2 separate regions of the Mus musculus genome follow, and region 2 is linked to region 1. Evidence: chromatin contacts called from ENCODE POLR2A ChIA-PET data. All regions are on one chromosome and are shown on one strand. Each heading gives the region's core, a stretch centred on a gene start or an enhancer-like site at or near the end of the contact. The rest is flanking DNA. Distances are from core to core; before and after follow the strand shown. Region 1 holds the start of Cx3cl1 (chemokine (C-X3-C motif) ligand 1). Region 2 holds the start of Coq9 (coenzyme Q9).

Region 1 (5,979 bases), core at 668-3,167:
ATGAGATGCATGCAGAGGTGCTTAATGGCATATAAAACCTCGACCAACAGAGAAGTGTGTGTGTGTGTGTGGGGGGGGAGCTTCTAATTAAATCCATAGGGCCCTCGATCTGACTGACACTGGAGCTGTCCGCCTCTGCCCCCCTCCACCCCCACTGAGGATGGGGGAAGCAGGCTGGAACAGCTGAAAGCAGATATATTTTTTTTCTTTCTTTTTCTCTTTCTTGCTGAGACTTGAGTGGGAGTGAATGCGTCAGTGCTGGAGAGCAGCCTTCCCTGCTCCAACTTGCATTTGCAGGTTTGTTACATAAAGCGCTGAGCGCTCGCTCGCTCGCCTGACACAGCCCTGCAGACCCACATTTGGGGACTGACGCAGATGCCCTGCACCAGCCTGCAGCATCCCTAAAGCCTGAGACACCCCCCCCCCCTTGCTGAGGGAGCTCTAGGGTGAACCCAGCTGAATACCTCATTCAAGGGGAGAAGAAACTGAGGTTCACTGGGGTTGAGTCATCCATCCTCACTGTGTCCTGGCAAAGCCAGCAACCACGATTAGGGTCCTCAGGCATCAGACATTCTGGGTTTTCTTTTCAACCTTGCCTAGGATTTCCCTATAAGCTTAGGAAAGTGATAGCTACCACCATGACCACATGCACTTTCCAAAATGCCTCCCTAGACACTGGAGTTTTCTCACCGGTAAGGCGTGAATGCTACAGCAGTTGGGACCAGAGAAGTCAAGACCCTGCTCCATTGACACACAGGGAGGTGATGGCAAAGCAACCTCCATCTGATTCCTACTTCCCCGTGCGCACTGTCTACAAATATCTCAGGCTTGAGGGCCAGAGCTCAGACAGCAGAAAGGCAGGCACAATTTTATCCCACCACCCCCACTCCCACCCACTCACCCACCCAGCTCCCTGTGGCACTGGTGATTTAGTTCCATGGAGATATCCTTGATGCTGGGGGTTGGCTCTCATTTTTTTCCAGTTTCACAGTGCGCCCTAAGGCAGAGTGCCACCTTCTCTGAGCGACAACCTGCTAATTTAGCCTGGCTAAATAGCCTCGGCCCTCCCTGAGGATGGAGCTCTAGAGGTTAAAGGAGGTGGAATGGTCAAAAGAGAAGGTGGGCAAGGCTGTTGGTCTCTCCTTCCTTAAGTCCCTGGGCATCACTCTCTCCTGCCCTGCATACTGGCTGAGCATCCTCAAACAGATCTCTAGCTCTAGCTCTCCATCTTTCCTATGTCCCTAGGAATGTCTACACCTTGTACTACCAGGTAGTGGACTCCAGGAAGCAAGTCCGTAGAGACAAAATATTTTCTAAGCTGGGTTTGGAGAAAGTGGCAAGGATGATGGGGGAGACACAGGCAGAGAGACGACAAGCTGCACGCCAGTACTAGAGACAAGCTCCATCCCCATGAGCTGCAGTGACCTTGACCTTAACTATTTCTGGGGGCCTGGAGCGACAGGGCAGGGGAAAGTCCTACCTAGTCCCTGGCCCCGGGCCAGAGCTTATACAGGTTATAGTTAACCTCAGTAGGAAGAACCACCTCTTGTCCGTCAGCCAGGAGCCTGCTCAGGTTTCCCTCAGCCCTCGCTCTCCTCCCCACACAGCTTCTGTCTCCCACAGACACCTCCGAGGTGTCTCCCCGACTCCCACCCCAGAAGCCACTGGGATGGCTGGGACTCGCGGGGGCCTATTTTCCCCAGGGAGATGCAGTCTGCATACCCTTCCTTTCTCCCCGAGGTAGGGTCCGGGACCCACTCACCCGGCAGCAGAGTACACAAATGGAAGAACGCGGCCAGGCGCAGCAGCCACGCGAGCGGCGAGGGAGCCATGGCTGGAGTGCAGGAATTCGGCGGGCCAGGAGGCTGGGCCGTGTCGCAGCTCCTAGTAGTCACTCGCGGCTGGTCTCGGTTGCTTTTTATAATGGGCTGGCAGCCTCCGCCCCCGGCGCCCGCAGTAGGAGGCGGTGGGAGGGGAGAGGAAGAGCCTGTAGCTGCGGCTGGATTCCTCCCAGGTTGCCAGGGAACCAGTTGCAATCCTGCGCTGGGCTCCGCTGCGGGAGCGGCGCGATGGGAACCTGGTGGGTTAGCAGGGTTACCTTCCCTGGAGAACCTAGGTCTTGTCTAAGCCGGACACTGAGCCAGGGACATGCAGAGCGCTGGTCCCCGCCAGGCCGGATCTGCCAAGCTCTTTCTTGATCTGGGGGCAGATGGGGTCTTTCGCCCATGCGATGCAGAACCCCCAGCAATCACCCCTTAAAATCCCCAGATACATTTCAGCCTATGCATCTGCTGGACTCAACACCGAACCTGGCAAGCAGTTTCCTGAAACATAGATCCAGTCCTGCCTTCTATGGACAGGTGGGGAAACTGAGACCCAGAGAAGGGAGAGACCATTCCAAATCACACAGAGCTTCACTCGATAAACTTATCAAGACCACGGAGGAGAAGACTGCAGAGCCAGGGCTGCTGAGGACATGGACATGGAGGGAACATGGGCCTCCTGGCCTCCTTAGCTGTTGTGTAGCCCCTCTAGCCTTTGCTCTATCCAGGGCTGGCTGTGCCTTCTGCTAGCTCCCGAAACAGCACAGCCACGAACTTGTCTTCGGAGCTAAGGGTCTCTTGGCTCCTCTTGGACCCTAATGCAGAGCCTTAGAGAGGTCCTGCCTCCTTCCAGGGTAGCTCTGCCACTGTAGAGTCTGGCTAACCCAGCTTCTGGCTCGGATCTTCCAGAAGCTTTCTCCATGAGACCAGGCAAGACCTAGCAGCAAAGCTTGGGTACTGCACACAACCTGACTTCCCGGAAGACAGGGAGTACAATCCTGGGAGTCTAGAAAAGTCAGAGCCTCCCCAGCCTCGGGCTGGGAGTGAATTGCGCTACTCTTTTTGGGCTGCCAGCCAGAAGGAAAAACCAGTTTGTGTAGAAAACTGTCCTAGGCTAAGGTGCCAGTTGGACCATAGCCAGCCTGGTCCAGACTGCAGAGGCTGCAGCTGCCGCCCCCGAAGACCTCGTGCTCTCTCCTGCTATACATTGTAGCAGGGCTAGCACCTGGTGTGGGTACTGATAGTGTTGAGGGTGGCTGTCCTGGCAGGGATCAATATCCACTGAGGCCCAGAGAACCTGCCCTCAGCTGGCCAGATAAGAAGCCAGGAAGCCTCATTTTACAGCTGGAGAGACTTAATAAGAAGTGATAAAAATGGAGGGCTGGGCCAGGTAGGGTACCTCATGTTTGTAATTGCAGCACTGAAGAGGTGGAGGAAGGATCGTCTAAAGTTCAAGTCTAGCCTGGGCTACATAGTGACTTCCAGCCTGGCTAGAACAAAAACAAAAACAAAAACTCCAAACCAAACAGGGAAATAAAACCCAGAAGTCTAGGTTTCTTTGTGCCTGTGCAGCAGATAGGATAAGAAGGAGGGGCGGGGGGGGGACCAGAGGAAAAGGGAGAGAGAAGAGAGAGAAGACAGGGGTAGGTAGGGGAATCCAAGGAGGATTATGGGAAATCAACACTTACATATTTAAAGGGAAAGGATCTGGGAATGGAGACTTGGAATCCCTGACTGGAGGGTGAGCTCCAGAGTAGAATTTGGAGGGCAGGGAGATGGTTTGCAGGATGCAAGCCTGGCTCCAGAGTTATTGTGAAATGTTTGGATTCTGTAAAATTAGGAAGGAGGCACTAAATTAACTCTGATCCAGGCACTCTCTAATAACGTTTCCCATGGTGCTGGGGACATAGCTCAGCTGTACAGCACTCACCTGGCATGCCAAAAGCCTGGTGTCTATCCCCAACTAAACAAAACTTAATGGAGTTCCATGTTTAACACACATAGTCATGATAACACACCCAGGCTATAAGGCTAACATCCATCACTGTGGTGGGCTGCTTTATGGATGGAGTAGCTGAAGATAACCAGGGAGGAAGTCAAGAAGGATGGGATGACCAACTAGCTGTCTCTTGGGTCTGAGTCACCACCCACTGGCAAGGAACCATTTGATAAGCAAGTGTCTGAACTGAGAAGGTAAAAACAGCTTTACCCGAACTTGCTCAGCTCCAGGGGCAGTCCGTGCTCCCTCTAGACCCAGCTTCAGCTCCAGGAGCATTCCGTGCTCCCTCCAGACCTAGCTTCAGCTCCAGGGGGCAGTCTGTGCTCCCTCCAGAACCAGCTTCTCATCTACAGATGGTTGGTCCCACCCATCTCATCCAGGTTTCAAGGAGTGACTGTTGAGATGCAGTTTGGACACAGTAGCCAGGCTTTCAGGCCCATTGACCCAATTCAAGCTCAACTCTGCCCTTCCTAAAGGTCCCACTTGGGCAGGTTACTAATGCTCTATGTACTGCAGTGTTTCTGTCTGTAGTATGCTGAGGTGGTTTGAAATTTTCTGTTTTGGTTTGGTTTTTTGGTTTTTTGAGATAGGGTTTCTCTGTGTAGCCCTGGCTGTCCTGGAACTCACTCTGCAGATCAAGCTGGCCTTGAACTCAGAAATCGGCCTGCCTCTGCTTCCCAAGTGCTGGTATTAAAGGTGTGCGCCACCAAGCCCAGCAGTGGTTTGAATTTTGACCCCCATCTACTCTTGTATTTGAGTTTTTGGCCCATGGGGAGTGGCACTATTAGCAGGTGTGATCTTGTTGAAGGAAGTGTGTCACTATGGAGGTGGGCTTTGAGGTCTCCTACACTCCAGCTCTGCCCAGTGTGGAATCAGTGTCTCCTCCTTGTTGCCTGCAGAACAGTCTCCTTCTGCTGCCTTCTGATCAAGATGTAGAACTCTTGGCCCCTCCAGCATCATGTCTGCCTGCATGCTGCCATGCTTTCCACCATGATGATAACGGACTAAACCTCTAAAACTGTAAGCTAGCCCCAGTTAGATGTCTACCTTTATAAGAGTTGCCTTGGTCATGGTGTCTCTTCACAGCAATGGAACCCAAACTAAGACAGATGCTAATGGCTACCACTGCAAGTCCCCAGGGAAGTGAATGAAACTGAGGGCTTTTTTGGTGCCCAGAACACAAGAGTGTGCTAATGTTTGCAAATCCCTTGTGTGTGCCTGGGGCTGTGGTAAGACAAAGAGACTCAGAGAGTAGCAAATAAGCCATAATTCTTGGCCCCAGTGAGCCTCAGCTCAGTAGCAGGAGGAAGGTCCAAGGCCTCCCCAGGACTCTCAAGCTGTGGGGCTGAGGCAAGAAATTAGAGAACAGTAAGCTGGCAGTGTAGCTCAGTGTTCCAGTGCTTGGCTGGCATACTGAGGGCCTGGATTCCATCCCAGACTATGAAAATAAATAATAAGAAAGGAAGGAAAGGATGGGACTGGGGGTGTGTGATTTATTTGGTAGACTACTTGCTTAGCTTGTGCAAAGCCCTAGCTTCCATCACCAGCAACACAAAATTTGGTATGCTGGCTTGCAACCCTGATCCCAGGACTTGGGAGGTGGAAGCAGAAGGATTTGAATCAAGACCACCAGCAGCTACACAGCCTGTGATATGAGTGAGACCCAGTCTCAGGAGAAGACAAAGAAGAAAATGGAGGAGGAGGAGGAAGAGGAAGAGGAGGAAGAGAAGGCAGAGGAGGAAGAGGCAGAGGAGGAAAAGGAGGAAGAGGAGGAAGAGGAGGAAGAGAAGGCAGAGGAGGAAGAGGCAGAGGAGGAAAAGGAGGAAGAGGAGGAAGAGGAGGAAGAGAAGGCAGAGAAGGCAGAGGAGGAGGATGAGGCAGAGGAGGAAGAAGAGGAGAAGGAAAAAGAAAAAGGAGAGATAAAGGGAGGAGAGAGGGATGAATTCTTTGCCCAAAGCAAGGCAAAGCAAGGCTGGCCCCTCAACCATTCTTCGAAAATTTCAAGCAATACAGAAGAGAGAACGACAGAAAGTATTTTCATAGTTCAACCTCCAAGATTCAATGCTCAACATTTTTCATATTTGCTTTATCTCCCCCCCCCCCCCGGCTAAACTATTGCAAAAAAAAAGTTTCTGGCCGCTTGGCATTTTTGCCTCC
Region 2 (6,668 bases), core at 1,808-4,307, 66 kb before region 1:
TTATTTATTTATTATATGTGATGAGTACACTGTAGCTGTCTTCAGATTTACCAGAAGAGGGCATCAGATCCCATTACAGATGGTTGTGAGCCACCATGTGGTTGCTGGAAATTGAACTCAGGACTTCTAGAAGAGCACTCAGTGCTCTTAATCTTGGAACCATCTCTCCATTCCCCTTTCCCAACATCTTAACATCAACATCTGCAAACATGTAGACAAGTTGAAGGAGCTGTGAACATTTGCATATCCTTCTAGCTGCTGCACACTTATCATGTGCTCACTAACCACTTTACTCTCATACTTATTGCAGATCTCAGGAATCCTCAGCGCCAACATTTCAGCCCATGTAACAGTTTACTGTTCCTTTAGGGACTGTTTATATAAGATGAAATATACACATCTTAAACACAGTCCTGTTCGCAATGCAGACACATACACTTGTAGAACTCGAATCCTATGTAGGCAGACATGACCATCACCCAGAAAATCTCCCCCCCACCCCCAGCTTTCAGTCAGTCCTCATTCTTCTGATCTGAAACTCACACTCTGGGTGAGTTTTTGCTCGTCTTCAGATTTCTCTAAAGTTTCTTTTGTTTCATATATTTTACTTATTTATTTATTTGGTTATTTGGTTTTTCAAGACAGGTTTTTCTCTGTGTAGCTCTGGCTGTTCTGAAACTCACTCTGTAGATATGGTTGGCCTCGAACTCAGAGTTCTGCCTGCCTCTGCCTCCTGAATGCTGGGGTTAAAGGCTTTTTAAAGGCATGTCCCACCACTGTCTGGCTAAGTTTTAAAGATTTGTTCATGTGTATGAGTGTTTCACCTGCATGTATGTATGTGTACATGTCTGCCTGATGCCCACAAAGATGAGAAGAGGGGGCTAGGAACTGAACCCAGGGCAGCTGCAAAAACAGTGAGTGCTCTTAATGAGCCATTTCTCAAGCCCTGCTTAGTATACATTCTAGATTTATGTGTATGGGTGTTTTGCCTGTATGCATGTCTGTGCTACATATGCATGCTTTGTGTTCATGGAGGCTAGAGGGGCTGCTGGATCCATGTGTCTGGCAGGAACTAAAGTTGGGTCCTCTGGAAGAATAGCCAGTGCACTTAACAACTGAGCCATCTCTCCAGACCATTATTTAGCTTTTAATTATGTATATTGTGTCAATCTGTGTGGGGGTAGGAAGAAGGCATCAGATTCCCTGGTGCTGGAGTTAAGGTAGTTGTGAGCAGCCCAACGTGTGTGCCGGGAAGCCAACTTAGCATCCTCTGCAACAGCAGGATGCACTCTTAACTGCAGAGCCTCTCCCTCTCCTCCTAATTAGTGTATTTTACAAGAACAGTATAGGTAACTCATAGTCTGTGACAACAGTTAGAAATGTTTTGAATGTTTTATAAATCTCTGAAAAGCCATTTTCCTGGATCTGTCTCACTTTCTTTTGAGTGCCTGTCTTTTTTCCACAACCACTGTGCTCAAGCCTACATGAACATCTTTGTTAAACTTCATCTGCTTTAAACACAAACACACACACACAAATCAAAAGGCCAGCCCGTATTATTTTGAGACATAGACTTCCTATATAACTCAGGCTGAGGCAGGACTAACAAGTTTTTAAAAAAGAAAAAAGAAAAGGAATAAAAAAGAAAAGCATGATGACACACTCTTTTAAGAGCACTCAGGGGGCTGGTGAGATGGCTCAGGGGGTAAGAGCACCCGACTGCTCTTCCAAAGGTCCGAAGTTCAAATCCCAGCAACCACATGGTGGCTCACAACCACCTGTAACAGAGATCTGATGCCCTCTTCTGGTGCGTCTGAAGACAGCTACAGTGTACTTACATATAATAAATAAATAAACCAAAAAAAAAAAAAAAAAAAAAAGTAAACTCTGATTAAAAAAAAAAAAAAAAGAAAGAAAACACTCAGGAGGCAGGACCAGGCCAATCTCTCTAAGTTCCAGGTCAGTCTGGTCTATATTACAGTGAGTTCCAGGTCAGCCAGAAATATAGAGTGAGACTTTATCTCAAATACTTCAGAAAGGGGACGGTTACTTCGGAGATACCTGTTGTAAACTGCTTGCATAACATTGAAAAAAAGATGAATGTTTGGGCTTTAAGGGCCCACCTAATATAAAGTTGTCGGGAATACAGTTGAACTTTTTGTGGACACAATTTCATGGGTAAATACCCTATGACTGGATTTGTTGGCTCACATTGCATTATTTTTGTTAAACATATTTCGTCTGAAACTCTAGCTAAAAATGCCACAAAGGAAGTCATTGAAAATAATAAGGAAAGAAACACAGAACAGCATGCTTAACAACATCAGCATTTGCTATAGGCCCAGAAAATTTGAAGTGAGGAGCCCCCAAAGTATGGTTGCGAGATCTCTGCGGTTCATGGAGATTTTAGTTGCATATTTTTTGTCACTGTGTCAGTGCAGAAAGATTCTATATACGGACAGCGATTTTTGCTTTTCCACTTAATGACAATGTACAAAGTTTCTAAAAGTAAATGTCTACTATTACTGTGGAGATAAAAATACGGGGCATATGGCAGCAAATGACGAATGTCACCAGCTTAGTGACGTGGTGTGGCAATAACTGACTCTGTGGCTGTTCGGTCGGTTTCTCCAGCGAGGCTGGCACAGCGCCTACGGCGACGGAGAACGCTTTGGAACGGACGAGCTCTGTGACCTTGGGCACACCGAGCCCTCTCTGAAGCTCCATTACCTCTGGGGAACCGGGGTGACAGGACTGCCCCGCGGCTTTTGCCCCCTCACAGCTCAAAGTCCGGCGACTGAAACCCTTAAGTGGCTTTTTCCAGCTCGCGACTCCAGCGGCTCCACGCCGATGCCCTTTACCTTGCTAGCCCCGACCAGAGCCTCTATCATCCCACGCCAAGCCCAGATCCGCCCTGCGCCTTCTTCCCGTTTTTCCCCCTCGCGCCCCGGCTCGGCTGGCTGTCACCTCACCGGGCAGGCACCGCAGCTGCAGGAGCCTCCAGCCCAAGCGGCCGAGGACACCAGACACGGCTGCTGTCGCCGCCATCTTGGAAGTGGGCACGCACGCACGCTGAGGGCGGCGACGCGCCGGGCAGCGTCACGCGTCAGTGGGGCCGCGTCCGCTCACTAGGACTCAGGTGTTGTGCGGCGTCTTCTCGCGAGAGACCAGGACGAGAAGCCGGCGTCCGCGGAGCGGGTTTTCAGGCTACGAGGAAGGTGAGGACGCTCGGGGTCGCTCGAGCATCTGAGCGGGCTTAACGGCCCTCCTAGGGGCCACTCTGGTCTCCCGTGCTCTCGCTTCGGCTTCTGGCGCCGTCATTGTCACCCCTTGGGGAAGCCGGGGTGAGGGGCCGCGGCGGCCGGGGCCCTGCACGCGGCGTGCTGGACGCCGGGGCTCGTCCGCCGCCTTTTTCCGCGTGGAAACCCGGAGCTGGCATCGGGACCGTCAGTTTACTCCTAGCCATCGGTGGTGACCTTGAGTCTCCTCCAGGGCACTTGGCGGAAAGCACCAAAGGTGGGGAGAACCTGGAGCCACAGGTTGTCCATTCGAGCCCGGCATTTATGTCCTAGGATGCTTGTTTATAGAAGGAGCCACCCAGGCTTTTGTCCTGGAGAGTTGCCCCTGTGCCGGGGTGTGGTCCCTAGCGATCACTAGCCATTTGCAAGGTCGGGAGAAGTTCGCTTCTCGGTGCCTGAGTCCAAGCTGCGGGTCTTCAGAGTAGAGCGGACTGCCTCGCTTGCTCTACCAGGGAAGTCTTGATGTTTGCTAGAAGTAAACGGTGTATGTTTAGTGTCATGGTCATGGGGTGGGGGAACATGTATGTATAGGTGCATACGCATGTGTGTGGAGGCCAGAGGACAACTTGGTGTTTCATCAAACTGTGGCCACCTTCTTTGTGACAGGGCCTCTAGTTGGCCTGAAGCGTACCAGTTAAGGCTGGATAACAAACTTTGCCACACGAGCTTTTGAAATATATATACACACACATACATATATACTTATATGTATGTACACATATATGTGTATGTATATATATGTATGTGTATGCATGTATACACACATATATAAAGATTCTGTGTGTGTTGGGGAGGAGTGTCTGCTTCCACTTTGAGTTCTGAGGGTTAAACTCAGGTTGTCAGGCTTTGTAGCAAGCACCCCTAACCCACTGAATCATCTTGGTAGCCCACACCCAAGGTTTTCTATGTGGGTTCTGGGGCTCAAACTCCTTATGCTTGCAAAGCACAGCCTCGCCCTTCCCAGAGCCCTGATAATGAATGGCTTTTGAGAGAAGAGTTTCACCGAGGAGCGTAAACTGTCCTCAGAACTCCTTCACCAGTCTCCCGAGAGAGCTAGGGTTACACGAAGGCTCCGACATTCTTGGCTATTGGTTGGTGTTTGTTTCGCTTTGTGGTATTGAAGAGTGGACCCAGGTCATGCTAGGTTAAGCACATACCACTGAACTGTGACCCTATCCCTAATCAGCTGGACCTGCTACCACTGAGTCACCCCCAGCCTCTCTGCCACCTTAAATGGGACCCAAGCCTAAGATTATGGTTCTTAGGTGCCTTAAAGATAAATAAACCCACCTCCAGAAGTTACTCCCAGAGGAGAGGCACTGCTCTTACTGCCTGCTGGTAACTTAGCAGACCAGCCTCAAACTCCCAGAGATCTGCCTACCTTTGTCTGGAGAGTACTAGTATTAAAAGCAAATGCATATTCACCCGGTATTAACATTTTTAAAAAGCCATGGGTTGATGGTGTCAGTTGGAGGAGCGTCTAACAAACAAGGTCAGTTATGTGACAGTTATGTGACATTGACTTCTACTTCACCTCTTTAGTTGTGAAACAGCCCTGAGTCACAGCTCCTAAGTATGCTGGCTTAGGCACTGGAATTTTTTTTCTTTTTTAATTTTGTAATTATATTTAGGTACAGAAAATTTAGTGTACATTTAATCCAATTTAGTGGCGAGTTCTTTAGCTTTTGCTTTTTCCAGCTTGGCAATGCGAGCCACAGACTCAGGACCCAGGACGTTGCCTCCCCAGTGGCAACGGATCTCGTCATATCTGTCATTATAATTGGTCCTAATAGATTCCACCAACTTAGCCAGAGCACCCTTGTCTTCCGAGTTAACCTGTGTGAAGGCAACAGTGGTGCATGTCTTCCTATGGACCAGGTGCCCCAGTCTGGCCTTTCCCTTGATGATGCAGTAGGGCACCCCCATCTTTCGACACAGGGCAGGCAGGAAAACCACCAGCTCAATAGGGTCTGCGTCATGGGCAATCACCACCAGCTGAGCCTTCTTGTTCTCCACCAAGGTGGTGACTGTATTGACTCCTGCTCAGAGGACAGGAGGTCTCTTAGTTGGGACGTCGCCTTTGCCAGCAGCTTTCTTCTCAGAACGGGCCAGTAGCCTTTGCTTTTTCTCTTGCTTTGTCTCTGGCCTGTACTTGTGGGCAAGCTTAAGCAGCTGAGTAGCTGTCTGCCTGTCCAGTGCCTGGGTGAACTGGTTAATGGCTGGAGGGACTTTGAACCGCTTGTAGAGGATGGCTCTTGGCCACTGCAGCCTGATGTAGTGGGGCCATTTGACGAAGCACGTTAAATCTCTTTTGGGCTGGATGTCCTGTCCAATGCCGAAGATCTTGGGCCTCTTCTCGAACAGAGGGTTGACCACCTTCTTGGCCTCCTGCTTCTTGACGACGGCGGGCGCCGGGGCCACCTTCTTCCTCTTGGCCTTCTTCCCTTTGGGCATCTTGCTCGGCTGCTGGAGACGGAGTTTTTTCTTTTTCAATAATTTTGGGTTTGTTTTGGTTTGTTGTTGTTGTTTGTTTGTTTAAATATTTATTTATTATATGTAAGTACACTGTAGTTGTCTTCAGACACACCAGAAGAGGGCATCTGATCTTATTACAGATGGTTGTGAGCCTTTTTTTGTTTTTTGTTTGTTTGTTTGTTTTAAATAGATTAACAAAAGCAAACAAACAAAACAGATGAACATGGTTACACTTCTAGATCTTAAAAGAACATTGTCTACTAAGGAAGTGCTGACTAGAAACTGTAGGTGTGTGTGTTTTGATGGAGGGGGAAGTTTAAGGTTTAATCTACTCATGAGGTCCCTCTCATTATGGGACGCCGAATGTGTTGTTTAATAATTTCCTGACAACCCCACTGGTACAGGGATGTCAAAGGCAAGGCTCTCCGGTGAGGTCCAAAGGATGAAAGGGGAGCTTTGCATATTTTCCTTACAAGCATCATTATAGGAGGAAGAGGAAGGTGTTACCAAGGCTGTTGGAAACGAAGAGGTGGACCTGAGGCCTTTGATGAACATGATTCATTGACCAGCCTCTGTAGAGTGTGTTACAGGACTTACTGTCCCAGGGTTTCTTAGTCAGTCTTTTTTTTTATTTTTTTTATTTTGGTTTTTCGAGACAGGGTTTCTCTGTATAGCCCTGGCTGTCCTGGAACTCACCCTGTAGACCAGGCTGGCCTCCAACTCAGAAATCCGCCTGCCTCTGCCTCCCGAGTGCTGGGATTCTTAGTCAGTCTTAAGACTAGGAGACTAGTTGCTATTCCTGTTTATTGACAGGAAAAGAGAAGAGACTAAAGCTGACTTGCGGTAGTCCTATGCCTAAGGAAACAGTATTTTTTTTTCTTTTTGATTTATTTA

Evidence for each region. ChIA-PET counts read pairs that join two places held with the same protein, here RNA polymerase II (POLR2A).
Region 2: POLR2A ChIA-PET joins it to region 1 with 12 read pairs in Patski. The contact joins the promoter of Coq9 here to the promoter of Cx3cl1 in region 1. POLR2A ChIA-PET finds 5 or more read pairs at or near these places in 3 of 5 experiments (Patski and embryonic stem cell).

Annotation. Positions count from the first base shown.
Region 1 is chr8:94,768,118-94,774,096 of GRCm38, reverse strand. It overlaps Cx3cl1 (chemokine (C-X3-C motif) ligand 1), which reads right to left and starts at 1,917. Exons shown (of 3, transcript NM_009142.3): 1 at 1,763-1,917. The coding sequence starts at 1,832.
Region 2 is chr8:94,834,802-94,841,469 of GRCm38, reverse strand. Coq9 (coenzyme Q9) reads right to left here and starts at 3,057. Exons shown (of 9, transcript NM_026452.3): 1 at 2,973-3,057. The coding sequence starts at 3,048. It overlaps Ciapin1 (cytokine induced apoptosis inhibitor 1), which reads left to right and starts at 3,130. Exons shown (of 9, transcript NM_134141.4): 1 at 3,130-3,218. It also overlaps the pseudogene Gm7418.